2 separate regions of the Homo sapiens genome follow, and region 2 is linked to region 1. Evidence: chromatin contacts called from ENCODE Hi-C data. All regions are on one chromosome and are shown on one strand. Each heading gives the region's core, a stretch centred on a gene start or an enhancer-like site at or near the end of the contact. The rest is flanking DNA. Distances are from core to core; before and after follow the strand shown.

Evidence for each region. Hi-C counts contacts between places; a loop is a spot of excess contacts on that map. Pooled maps may share reads with other maps.
Region 2: a pooled map shows a loop between it and region 1 (3-fold over the local background). The contact joins two enhancer-like sites. A Hi-C loop is called at or near these places in 6 of 168 maps with a recorded cell type or tissue (A673, B cell, PC-9 and 3 more) and 19 of 50 pooled maps.

The regions. Positions count from the first base shown.
Region 1 is chr5:133,108,666-133,115,375 of GRCh38, forward strand. It overlaps LOC105379178 (a long non-coding RNA gene), which reads right to left. Exons shown (of 3, transcript XR_948792.2): 2 at 5,594-5,810; 3 at 2,403-2,850. Among named protein-coding and RNA genes, the nearest start is that of HSPA4, 60 kb to the left of the region's middle. Within about 2 kb of position 2,711, at least 2 of the 41 ENCODE cell types and tissues checked have a DNase peak (open chromatin) inside an H3K27ac peak, as active enhancers do.
Region 2 is chr5:134,026,266-134,032,975 of GRCh38, forward strand. It overlaps a transcript of VDAC1 not described here. Among named protein-coding and RNA genes, the nearest start is that of VDAC1, 25 kb to the left of the region's middle. RefSeq lists an enhancer at 4,396-4,495. Within about 2 kb of position 3,631, at least 2 of the 41 ENCODE cell types and tissues checked have a DNase peak (open chromatin) inside an H3K27ac peak, as active enhancers do.

The DNA of each region.
Region 1 (6,710 bases), core at 1,461-3,960:
TGCATAAAGCATGTTGGGAGGAAGGGAGCTAGAGATGTGAGATGTGGCAGTGGCCAGCAGGGTTAGATGCTTCAGTAGGGTGGGAGCTGGGTGGGGTGAAGGGGCTTGAGGTGAGGCTGCAGGTGCTGAGTACTTGGTCAAGAAGCTTGGCCTCAGCCGCCCCGTCCGGGAGGGAGGTGGGGGGGTCGGCCCCCCGCCCGGCCAGCCGCCCCGTCCGGGAGGGAGGTGGGGGGGGTCAGCCCCCCCGCCCAGCCAGCTGCCCTGTCCGGGAGGTGAGGGGCGCCTCTGCCCGGCCGCCCCTACTGGGAAGTGAGGAGCCCCTCTGCCCGGCCAGCCGCCCCGTCCGGGAGGGAGGTGGGGGGGTCAGCCCCCCCGCCCAGCCAGCCGCCCTGTCCGGGAGGTGAGGGGCGCCTCTGCCCGGCCGCCCCTACTGGGAAGTGAGGAGCCCCTCTGCCCGGCCAGCCGCCCCGTCCGGGAGGGAGGTGGGGGGGTCAGCCCCCCCGCCCAGCCAGCCGCCCTGTCCGGGAGGTGAGGGGCGCCTCTGCCCGGCCGCCCCTACTGGGAAGTGAGGAGCCCCTCTGCCCGGCCACCACCCCGTCTGGGAGGTGTGCCCAACAGCTCATTGAGAACGGGCCAGGATGACAATGGCGGCTTTGTGGAATAGAAAGGCGGGAAAGGTGGGGAAAAGATTGAGAAATCGGATGGTTGCCGTGTCTGTGTAGAAAGAAGCAGACATGGGAGACTTTTCATTTTGTTCTGCACTAAGAAAAATTCCTCTGCCTTGGGATCCTGTTGATCTGTGACCTTACCCCCAACCCTGTGCTCTCTGAAACATGTGCTGTGTCCACTCAGGGTTAAATGGATTAAGGGCGGTGCAAGATGTGCTTTGTTAAACAGATGCTTGAAGGCAGCATGCTCGTTAAGAGTCATCACCAATCCCTAATCTCAAGTAATCAGGGACACAAACACTGCGGAAGGCCGCAGGGTCCTCTGCCTAGGAAAACCAGAGACCTTTGTTCACTTGTTTATCTGCTGACCTTCCCTCCACTATTGTCCCATGACCCTGCCAAATCCCCCTCTGTGAGAAACACCCAAGAATTATCAATAAAAAAATAAATTAAAAAAAAAAAAATAAAAAAAAAAAATAAAAAAAAAAAAGCAAAAAAAAAAAAAAAAAAAGAAGCTTGGCCTCTGAAATGAGGCATCAGTCTGCGAGAAAGGAGGTTGGGCAGTGTCCTGTGTGTAAATGGGGATGGTTCCCACCACTTACTTGAGACCATTGGGAATCTTGGAGTTGCCAGTACATTCCTTGGATGTACTTGGCTTTGGCTGGGGCAGCCCTGGGCCATGACCCTCTAACCTGGAATGCCACTGTTTTTGTGAACTGCTATTTTGAGCAGATATTGCAAGAAGTGTAGAAACTAAAGAGGTGACTTCTTAAGCATCAGTCTAGGAGGCAAATAGGGAAAATGGCCAAGTTGAGGTACAAGCAACACATCTGGAAAGATAAAGGAGGGTGTAAATTTCTGGAGGATCAGGGAAGGAAAGACCTCAGAGTATTTAAAAAAATACAGAATGCTTTCCAGATTTGCTCAATATCCATGGGCAAGTGCCAGGCTAATCCTGACCTTATTCCTCCAGTTTCAGCACACGTCATTAGGACAGGGTGAGTAGAGACTCTTTACTCTCCCTTCGTAAGTGGCATTCGCCAGCTTCAAACACAACACAGAAAAGACTACAGAAAGCTGTGTTTTTATCGGGCCTGTTCACTAGTGTGTCTGGGTTTACATCCTTCAAGGGCGAGATGGACTATTAGATTTGGAGTCCTGGATCAGTTGAGGGAGAGAAAGCACTGCAAGTACTTTATCACAAGTAAGCAGACCTTTACTCACCACATACTGGAGGTCTCCCATTTTTTTTTCTACATGAACTTTAAAATGTATTTTAAAATATCTATTATTTAAATTAGACTCAGCTAATGCTTGCAGAAGAGAAAGCTGGAAACAGATGGTCTTGGAAGACCAGTCAGTGGCCCAGCTTCCAGGATGTAAATCCCAGCAAAGGATTTCTAAGGATGAGCTGGGTCAGTATATATTCCACAAAAGGATGGTTCCAGTTATAGGGTACCTTTCAGGAGTGCCAGTGGGGAGCTTTGTAGGACCCGTGTAAGGCTGCCATGAGGAGCCGGTGAGCTGTCTGGGTTAGGAAAGTTGAAAGGGCCCATGCAGTGGTAAAGGAGGCCGCAGCATGAGTGAAGGTCTTTCCTCTGTGACTGGTCCTGTCCTTGTCTTCTACATCCCACAACTGAAGGAGGGACTCTGCCTGGGTTACAGCTGCCTCCGTGCAGCCCGGCAAGAAGCAGGGAATGGAGAAGGCGCTCAGTGAATACTTGAAGGCAGAAATGCAGTATTTTACTGTTTTCTATTATTTTCAATGAGGGGAAAAACGGTAAAACTCTTTTTGAAGTCATCAGACCTTCCATTTTTGGGGATGAGGAAAGAGTCTCACAGAACGGGTGGATGGCAGAGCCAAGAATTTTAATGCCAGCTGTTTTGAAGAGTGCTACTTTTCTGGAAAGTTGTATGGCTAGACTATGGGGCTTTTGCCTTCCAAGAAGTCGCCCTGAGTGTAGCATTAGTTGGAGTAACACTCCCTAAGAATCTGACGTTCCCCTCCGGCCAATTCTGATTTGGTCTTGTGTGAAATCGCAGTGCTTGTGTTGCCACATGGGGGCGCCATCGCTCTTCCTTTGCCGTGGTGGTTGGTTCCGTGCGTAGATCAGACTTCACTCCTTGAGGAGTCCCAGAAGTTTGGAGAACACAGACGGCCACCTCCTCTCCTTCTGGGTAGCTAAAAGCAAAATAAGTATGGTTTAACAGAGTCCTCAAGCTAGCAAGCAGGGGCTCAAGCAAGAAAGTAGGCCTTTTGCTACTAATCTCTTAGGTCCTTACCACCCAAAGTATGACATCACTGTTAAAAAGAAGAATCTTGGACTGCTCCCAGACCTCAGGTAGATCCCAGCCCAGTGCTTCTCAGTATACCTGGGGATCTTGCTAAAATGCAGATTCTGATTCAGCAGGTCAGAGTGGGGCTGAAGAGTCCATTTTTTTTCTTTTCTTTCTTTCTTTTTTTTTTTTGATGGAGTCTCACTCTGTCACCCAGGCTGGAGTGCAGTGGCGCGAGCTCAGCTCACTGCAACCTCTGCTGCCCGGGTTCAAGCGATTCTCCTGCCTCAGGCTACCAAGTAGCTGGGATTACAGGTGCCTGCCACCACGCCCGGCTAATTTTTGTAGTTTTAGTAGGGATGGGGTTTCACCATCTTGGCCAGGCTGGTCTTGAATTCCTGACCTCGTGATACACCTGCCTTGGCCTCCCAAAGGGCTGGGATTACAGGTGTGAGCCACCATGCCCGGCGAAGAGTCCATTTCTATCAAGTTCCCAGGAGATGCCTATCATGGACTGTGCTTTGACTGAGAAAGACAACCTATAGGAGCCTCAGTTCCTTCGCCTGTAAAACGGGGGTAACACCAGGCCTGTCCGGCATGTGAGATGATGCATGCGGAAGGCACTGAAGACAGGAAGAACAAAGGTATTGCTCACAACAGGTGTGCAACTTGCCCTTTAAAGTGCAGAGTAGCTGACCCAGACATAAGTAGTCCGAGTTACCATAGCCTCCTGGCCTTTCTTGTCCTTACCCCACCAGGAGCCCAGGCTCCAGAGGAACAAGGTAGAAAGTCAACCTAAGAACCAAAGATGTACCGCCCTCCCGTGTGACATGGTCATAGTCCCCGGATGGGGAGGGAGTGCTGCTTCCTGCCCCTGGGGTGACACGTGAATCCATCCCACCTGGATGGAGGAACGGAGGTCCCTCTTTCCTTTTGACTTGAGCCAGTCCAATGGACTCAGCCTCGTGTGATCCTATTAGTAGCTTCAGCAAGGAGCAGGAACAACACACTGACCCCTGTTCAAGGTGGAGTTCTGTAGCTGTGGGTAGAGACTCCTAGAAAGCAGCGATTTGCCTCTGAATCCTGGACATCTGCTGTAGAAAAGTGAGGAAGAGCTTCAGAATGCCTGGGCTCCGTGTGAGGCTCCTGAGGCCCAGTTTTATTTCCTTGCCTAACTTGTGGTGGAGAGGCCAAATATGCATGGCATAAAAGAGACAAGAAGGCCGGGTGTGGTGGCTCATGCTATAATCCCAGCACTTTGGGAGGCTGAGGCAGGTGGATTGCCTGAGGTCAGGGGTTTGAGACCAGCCTGGCCAACATGGTGAAACTCCGTCTCTACTAAAAATACAAAAATTACCCTGGTGTGGTGGCGGGTGCCTGTAATCCCAGCTACTTGGGAGGCTGAGGCATGAGAATTGCTTGAACCTGGGAGGCAGAGGTTGCAGTGAGCCATGATTGCACCACTGTACTCCAACCTGGGCGACAAAGCGAGACTCTGTCTCAAAAAAAAAAAAAAAGACAAGATTTCTTGGTGTATGAGGGTTCCCCCCTTCCTTCAAAGAGGATTGCCCCTTGGCATTCATCACTGTCTACAAGTTCGGTCTTGGTCATCTTATTTTGCAGATTTCTATAATGCCCAATCTGGAAAATGGGCAGAAGAGACAACACAGGAGAGGTGGAGGAGAAAGGGTGGGAGGAATCTCCTTGTGGACCAGCTCCCAGGCTCTCCTTTGAGGTAAAGCAGTGGCTCGAGTGTGCATCTGAATCCCCTGGGGGCCTGGTTACACAGATGACTGGGCCCGCCCTCCAAGTTTCAGATTCCATAGGTCTTCAGTGGGGTCCTGGAGTTTCATTTCTAACAAGCTCCCAGGTGAGCCTGCTGCTTTTGTTCTGTGGATAGAGAGTCCGGGTGACGGGTAAAGGAGAAATAACTGGGGCTGCTGATTCACATCACAAACAGCTGCGGGTGATGGAGGTTGTGGGCGGGAGGTGGAAAGAGCGAGGCTGAGTACAATGGTGAGGAGTAGGAGGAGAGGGAGAGGCACAAGCGTTTCTGAAGAAATGCCAAAGAAAGTTTGGTATCTCTCTGGAACTGTTTCTGAACACAGGACATTGTGTCTTGTGGGCTATGTGACTTGGCCCTAGCTTGGTTGTGGCCAGTGCTAGTGTGTGGAGCAGCTCTTCTCCGGGCGGCTGGCTTATCTCCATGATGCTCCTGGCTCCCTGGCCTCGCTGAGTAGTTGGCACGTCTGTGACTTCTTTATCCACGTGTGTCTTTTTCCTGGCCAGGTGGAAAGCTTCCCCAGGGTGGAGGAGATGTTTGCCAGGTTAAGGTCCCTTCTCTAATGGTACCCACAAGCCAAGCTGCACCCCTGTCTGCCCCTCTCCACCCCTGTCCTCAAAGTGGAGAATGGCTCTGTGGCTTGGAGGGGCCTTCACAGCCCAAGGGAAAGGCCTCAGGGTCTCCGATGTACCCGAGTGAGACATGCATGTCAGTCAATTTCCATTAAATCAGATCCAGCGCTTCAGCTTGCTCCACACAGCTTTTAAGGACACTAAAAATAAGCCCTAAATTGGAGCTCCTCAAGCAGCACTATCTGTTAATGAAATTGCTTCCTGTTAATTTGAGTTTACAAAATAAGTATCACCTGACAATCTGGCGTGGCTGTCACGGCATCCACCCCCAGGAATGGGCAGCTGGTGGAGGACTTCACCTGGGAGCTGAGGACTTTCTGGCCTCAAGTGCCATGGCAACCAAAGGGGACCCGGCGGTTACAACAAATGGGGAGACTGGACTTCGTTTGTTGGCTTGTTTGTCCCTTTCGTAACCATTCTCTGAGCGGTCAGCTCTTCGTCTAGCGGGGCCTACAGGTAAATAGATAATTAATAATCAACGTGCAAGGTAGCAATAAGAGAAGTACAAGGAGCTAGGGAGCAGCCTGAGGTGGTAGCCAGGAGCGGTGCGGGGGTAAAGGATGAGTGCATGTCGGTTGCATAAGTGAGTAGAGAGAGGGTTTGGTGAGGGAGCTGGAGGCAAAGGGGACAGCTGGACCACAGACATGCAGGGAGTGACCAGTAGTTGGAGTAGAAAGCTCAGGGCAGAGAAAGGAGAGAGATAAGGCTGACAAGATGCTAGCTGGGGCCTGCAGCACAGATGCTGTCAGTGGGTGAGGTCACATAAAAGGCTCCCCCGCCTTCTTTTTGCAGTCACTGCTTGATATAGGGGTTAGGAGGATGCTGCTCTTGAAAAGGGAGCCTTGTGATATTCAAGATGATAGACACCATCAGAGATGGGGTGGTGACAAGCAAAGTCAGATTCTAGGAAAGGGCAAAGGGTCCCTGGCGGGGAGGAATCTGGCCTCATGATACAGGAGGGAGGAGGGCATCCTTACCCCAGCCCCTGCAGCTTGAAGGCATCTGGGTGTGGGCATGGAGAGAGCTGGCCCCTGAGTCACAATGCCTTAGGCCCAGGCACCCTTGCTGGGGGGCACTGCTGCCTAAGTGTGGCATGCTTGAATAGGCAGGAGAGTGGGTCAGGAAGTTCAGCAGGTGTAGCACATCTTGGGGGCTGCTTGTGGCTCTGGGGCCTGGCTATGGAACCTGCTGATGCCTGGTGCCCCTTGTTAGACAGCAGCCAAGTCATCCATGTAAGCAACATCTCAGGGAGGCCTGAAATATTGGATGGAGGGAATTCCTGGGGCTCAGAACACTTGTATCTTTCATATTGAGACAAATGAGGGCTTCATTTGTACCTAGACAAAGGGC
Region 2 (6,710 bases), core at 2,381-4,880, 920 kb after region 1:
GGGAGGCCGAGGTGGGCAGATCACGAGGTCAGAAGATCAAGACCATCCTGGCTAACCGTCTAACACGGTGAAACCCTGTCTCTACTGAAAATACAAAAAATTAGCCAGGCGTGGTGGCGGGCGCCTGTAGTCTCAGCTACTCGGGAGGCTGAGGCAGGAGAATGGCGTGAACCCGGGAGGTGGAGCTTGCAGTGAGCCAAGATCACGCCACTGCACTCCAGCCTGGGTGACAGAGCGAGACTCCGTCTCAGAAAAAAAAAAAAAAAAAAAAAAACACTAAACATTTGATCAAAATGATAGAAAAATGTCCCATCCCCACTGACTCCCCTGGCTGCCACACACCCTAGCTGGCCTTATTTGCGGCTTCCCTGGCCCAGTCTTAGAGCCAGGGCTTTACCAGCCAAGCCAGCTGCATTCCACCTGGCAGGCAAGTTGCCTCCCTGTGGACTGGAGCTTAATGAGCCATGGGTGCACTCCCACCTACTCACCAACAAGTGGCAGCACTCTCCAAGCCCGTCACCCCAAGCCTGCATGGATCTGCACAAAGGTAAATTCTCAAGACAGATTTTCCCCTGTGTGAAACTGGCATCAGATTCCCTCATTTACAGATGTGGAAACTGAGGCTGCTGAAGAAATGCTTCTAAGCCTGAGCTGCAAAGATTTCATTCCCACTAGAGCGTTAGGCTGGTTTTCTGACCCAGTTCCAAGGGCAACCTGGCCCTGGACTCCCAGGGGCATTTGACAATATCTGGAGATGTTTTTAACTTCACAGCTTTGGGGAAGAGGTGTTGCTACTGGCACCTGCCAGGTGGTGGCCAGGGGTGATGCTAAGCATCTTACACAGGACAGGCCCCAACCCCGCCCTATAAAGAAATGTCTAGCCCAGGATATCAACAGTGATGAGGTTGAGAAACACTGATTCAATCAGATTCTCAAGAGTCAATGGCCTGCAAAGTGCTGAGACGTCCCTGGATCAGGGGCCCCTGGATAGGATGATCCCAGCCCTCCTCCCTCTCCCGCCCCATCAGCAGCCATGAGAGGGGCTCCCGTTGCCTCCTTCACCTGCAGGTCTCCCTCAGACCCACTGCTTCATGACCAGTTCCCGAGCAGCAAGGTGTGCAGGCGCTGTGCCGGGCCCTGGAGAGAACATGGGGGACAAGAGAGCGACAGCCCCTCCCTGCCTTCCTTCCAGCAGCTCAGGCTGCAGGGAGAGACAAAGTATTTGCAAATGTGACAAGTGCCAGGGTGGGACAAAAAAGGGACTGAGACACAGAATAATACAGAGGGGACCAACTTAAACAAAGAAGATTGGAAAAGCCTCTGAAAAGGTGACTGCTGAGCTAAGGTCTGAAGAACGAGCCACCCACATTAATTGAAAAGACAACACAACCAACACTAACTTTCATTTGTTTCAATTACCCGTGATCTTCTCCCTGCCCACCTACCATGACTGCAACTCTGTTATTTTTGGTATAATAAATTCATTTCCAGATCTTGCCTACTTTTTTTTTTTTTTTTTTTTGAGATGGAGTCTCGCTCTTGTCACCCGGGCTGGAGTGCAGTGGTGTGATCTCGGCTCACTGCAACCTCCGCCTCTCAGGTTCAAGCGATTCTCCTGCCTCAGTCTCCCAAGTAGCTGGGATTACAGGCGCCCACCACCATACCCTGCTAATTTTTGTATTTTTAGTACAGACAGGGTTTCACCATGTTGACCAGGCTGCTCTCAAACTCCTGACCTCAGGTGATCTGCCTGCCTTGGCCTCCCAAAGTGCTGAGATTACAGGCATGAGCCACTGTGCCTGGCCATGTCCAGGTATTTCTATAGCATTTTAGCCATCCTTTGAGTGTGTGTATACATTTATATATTTATTTATTTATTTATTTAGAGACAGAGTCTCACTCTGTTGCCCAGGCTGGAGTGCAGTGGTGCCATCTCGGCTCACTGCAACCTCCACCTTCCAGGTTCAAGCAATTCTCCTGCCCCCACCTCCCAAGTAGCTGGGAGTACAGGGACCCGCCACCATGCCTGGCTAATTTTTGTCTTTTTAGTAGGGACAGGGTTTCACCATGTTGGCCAGGCTGGTCTCGAACTCCTGACCTCAGGTGATTCGCCTGCCTTGGCCTCCCAAAGTGCTGGGATTACAGGTGTGAGCCACTGCACCCTGCCCTGAGTGTGTATTTTGTATTGTGAGTTTTTTCTTCCATGTTGCTATGTAGGCTTGGTGATCATCATTTATAACAGTGTTCAATGTTTCATTGCACTGAGGATTTTCTAAATGGTTCTCTAACTGTTGTTCATTTCTTCTGTGGGAGGGAACATCCAGTCATCTAACAATGCTCAGCTCACTAATTCCTCTGGCCTGGCATTGCTCTTCCTCCTCCTTCCCTCCCGTGAATGCCTCCTGAGGTAGGTGGGATGACCGTCATTTCACAGTGGGAAGGGACCTTGCGGCCAGCCAAACCACTGGTAGGCAAATGTGACTGTACATCAGGGATCATTGATCCCTCAGCCAAGTACAGATTCCTAGGCCCTGTATCATCTGCCCAATCAGATGGGACAGTATGGAAGGTTTAAAATATGTCCACATATTCTTTGACAATCCTCCCTTCAGAAGGCAGTTGCTAATTCCCCTGTCCTTGAATGTGGACCACAGCACTCTCCTGGATCCCTCATCCTAGGAAAAGATGGCGGCCATGTCATAAGGACACTCAAGCAGCCCTGGAAGAGGCCCATGTTGGGTGGAACTGAGCCCTCCTAGCAGCAGTAGGGTGACCAATCGTTCTGGTTTGTCTAGGACAGTTCCAGTTTTCACACTGAAAGTCCCACATCCTAGGGAACCTCTTAGTCCTAGGCAAACAGAAGTGGGTGCCCATCTAACATCTAGCACCAACTGGCCAGCCATGTGAGTGAGCCACCTTGGAGGAGGCTCCTTCTGCCCCAGCGAAGCCTTCAGATGGCTGCCCCTGACCAACCTCTTGATTGCAGCTTCATGAGAGACTCTGTGCCTAACAGCACAGCTGAGTCACCCAAGAACTCCTGACCTACAGAAAATATGTGGGGTAATAAAGGTTGATCATTGTTTTAAGCCACTGCACTTTGGGGTAATTTATTATGCCACAATATATAAGTAATACACTCAGGAATCTGTATTTTGTCACACTGTTGGGTAATTGGGCTTATGAATCAGCATTTGTGAACCACAGATCTGGTCTTATTCCCTAAAGCAGCACTTTCCAATAGAACTTTCTGCAATGATAGAACAGCCGTGCATCTGTGCTGTGCAATTTGATGGTCACTAGGCAAACGTGGCTATTGAGCATTCAAAATGTGGCTGATATGACTGAGGAACTAACTTTTTAATTTGATTTAATTTTAATAAATTAAACTTGACATTTAAATAGCACATGTGTAGGATTCCATTTATGTAACATTCTTGAAATGACAAAAGTAGGGAGATAGAAAACAGATTAGTGGTTACCAAGGGTTAGGGATGGTGGGAAAAGGGCGGTGGGAGTGACTATAAAAGGATAGCCTGTGGGAGGTCTTTGAGATGCTGGGATAGTTCTGTATCACGATTAGGTGGTAGTTACATAAATCTACACATGTGAGAAAATGGCACAGAACTATACACACACATTGTACTAACATCAACTTCCTGGTTTTGATATTGCGCTACAGTAATGTAAAATGTAACCCCTTGGGAAAACTGGGTGACAGGTACGTGAGACCTCTCTCAACTACTTTTTGCAACTTCCTGGAAATCTATAATTATTTCAATAGAAAAAGGAAAAAGGCCGGGCACGGTGGCTCACACCTGTAATCCCAGCACTTTGGGAGGCTGAGGCTGGTGGATCACCTGAGGTCAGGACTTTGAGACCAGCCTGACCAACATGGAGAAACCCTATCTCTACTAAAAACACAAAATTAGCCGGGCGTGGTGGTGCTTGACTGTAATCCCAGCTACTTGGGAGGATGAGGCAGGAGAATCGCTTGAACCTGGGAGGTGGAGGTCCGCGGTGAGCAAGATCGTGCCATTATACTCCAGCCTGGGCAACAAGAGTGAAACTCCATCTCAAAAAAAAAAAGAGAAAAAAATGTTAATATGAAATAAGCATTACATAGCACATATGGCTAGTGCCCATCATGTTGGACAGGGAGGCCCCAGTAATGCATAGAGCCTTCTGCAAAATCTCCTAGTCATTCAGAACTTCCAGTGGCAGAGAGCTCACCTCCTCACAAGGTTCTGTTTGAAAGCTCTAATAATAAGAAAGCTCAGACCAGCAGGTTTCAGTAAGGGTAGAAAAGTTTTCCCCTCAGCATTCTTTCTTTCTTTCTTTCTTTTTTTTTTGAGATGGAGTCTCACTCTGTCGCCCAAGCTGGAAGCTGGAGTCCAGTGGTGACAGCGATCTCAGCTCACCGCAACCTCCATCTCCCAGGTTCAAGTGATTCTCCTGCCTCAGCCTCCTGAGAATCTGGGATTACAGGCCTCTGCCACCACATCTGGCTAATTTTGTATTTTTAGTAGGGGTTTTTTAGGGGTTTTACCATGATGGTCAGGCTGGTCTTGAACTCCTGACCTCAAGTGATCTGCCCACCTTGGCCTCCCAAAGTGCTGGGATTACAGCCGTGAGCCACTGCTCCCAGCCTCTCTGCAGCTTTCTGTTTGTGCTAGAATCATGAATTATGCCTAGATTTGCTGGAACAAGGCCCCTTCCCTAGGGATCCCAAGGGACCCAACAACAGTAATGTTACAGCTACCACTTCCATTACCATCACTTGCCACTCATGAGACAGACTACAGGGACCTCACACTTTTGCCCTCAGGTGGTCCTGGATGACCACCTGGTGTGGGGATCATTAACCTTGGAAGAAGCCATTTGCAGTCCATTCCAGCTGATCAAGAAAGAACTAAATCCAACATAGGATTTTAGACAGTAAGGAACATTGAAGACCTCCTGGTTTTATCCCTACCTTTCATATATGGGAAAATGAAGACTTAGAGTAAGTCTACAGGGATTAAATTTACTTAGTTAAAAAAAAAATGTGTTACCTGTGGTAGACTAAATACTGACCCCCAAAGATATACAGGTCCTAATCCTCAGAATCTGTGAATGCTGCCTTGTATGGCTTAAGGGACTTTGCTGACACAAAATAAGAATTTTGAAATAGGGAAATTATCCCAGGAGGCCCTAAATGCAATCACAAGTCTGTTTATAAGAGGGAGACAGGAGATTCTATACAGAATGCAATGTGACCAGGAAAGTAAGATGCTACTCTGGGCCGGGTACAGTGGCTCACACCTGTAATCCTAGCACTTTGGGAGGCCGAGGCAGGTGGATTGTCTGAGCTCAGGAGTTCAAGACCAGCCTCAAAACCCCATCTCTACTAAAATACAAAAAATTAGGCCAGGCGCAGTGGCTCATGCCATAATCCCAGCACTTTGGGAGGCTGAGGCAGGCGGATCACTTGAGGTCAGGAGTTTCAGACCAGCCTGGCCAACATGGCGAAACCCCATCTCTACTAAAAATACAAAAATTAGCTGGGAATGGTGGCAGGTGCCTGTAATCCCAGCTACTTGGGAGGCTGAGGCAGGAGAATCGCTTGAACCTGGGAGGTGGAGGTTGCATTGAGCCGAGATTACACCACTGCACTCCAGCCTCGGTGACAGAGCGAGACCCCATCTCAAAAAAAAAAAAAAAAAAGAACAAAAAAATTAGCTGGGTGTGGTGTCATGCACCTGTAGTCCCAGCTACTTGGGAGGCACGAGAATTGCCTGAACCCGGGAGGTGGAGGTTGCAGTGAGCCAAGATTGTGCCACTGCACTCCAGCCTGGGCCACAGAGCGAGACTCTGCCTCACAAAAAAAAAAAAAAAAAAAAGCTACTCTGCTGGCTTTGAAGACACAGGAAGAGACTAAGAGCCAAGGAATGCAAGGAGTACAGCTCTAGAAACTGGAAAAGGCAAGGAAACAGATTCTCTCCTAGAGGCTCAGACAAACCCTGACAAACCTTGGTTCTGGTCAAGTTAAACCATTTCAGACTTGTGGCCCAAGAACAGCAAGACAATGAATGTGTGTGGTTTTAAGCCAATAAATGTATGGTAATTTGTTACAGCAGCAATAGGAAACCAATATATTACCTAACAAATCCACATCTGCACTTACCTTTGACCCACCAACCCACTCCTAGGATTTCACTCTGAAGATACACCTCCAACATTACAAAGCATACATGTGCAAGATTATTCTGTGCAAAATTGTTTATAATTGCTGAATACTGGAAATTATCTAAATGTCCATGCATGGAAGAATGGTTGAATGAGCCACGGTATGACCCCACAATGGAGTAGTATGCAGCTATAAATAGAAAGAGGAAACGAATACAAATTGATTCCCAAGAGATATTAACTGGAAAGAGAAAAATACAAAAGAGTATGTATGGTATGCTCCTTTTCATGTAAGAAAGAAGAGGATATAAAGAAATAAAGCCAGGAGCAGTGGATCACACCTGTAATCTCAATGCTTTGGGCAGCCGAGGTAGGAGGATCACTTGAGGCCAGGAGCTCAAGTCCAGCCTGGGCAACAGAGTGAGACTCTTTCTCTACAAAATAAAACAAAATAATGCCAGGTGCAGTGGTACATGCCTGTAGTTCCAGCTACTCAGGAGGCTGGGACAGGAAGATTGCTTGAGCCCAGAAAGTCAAGGCTATGA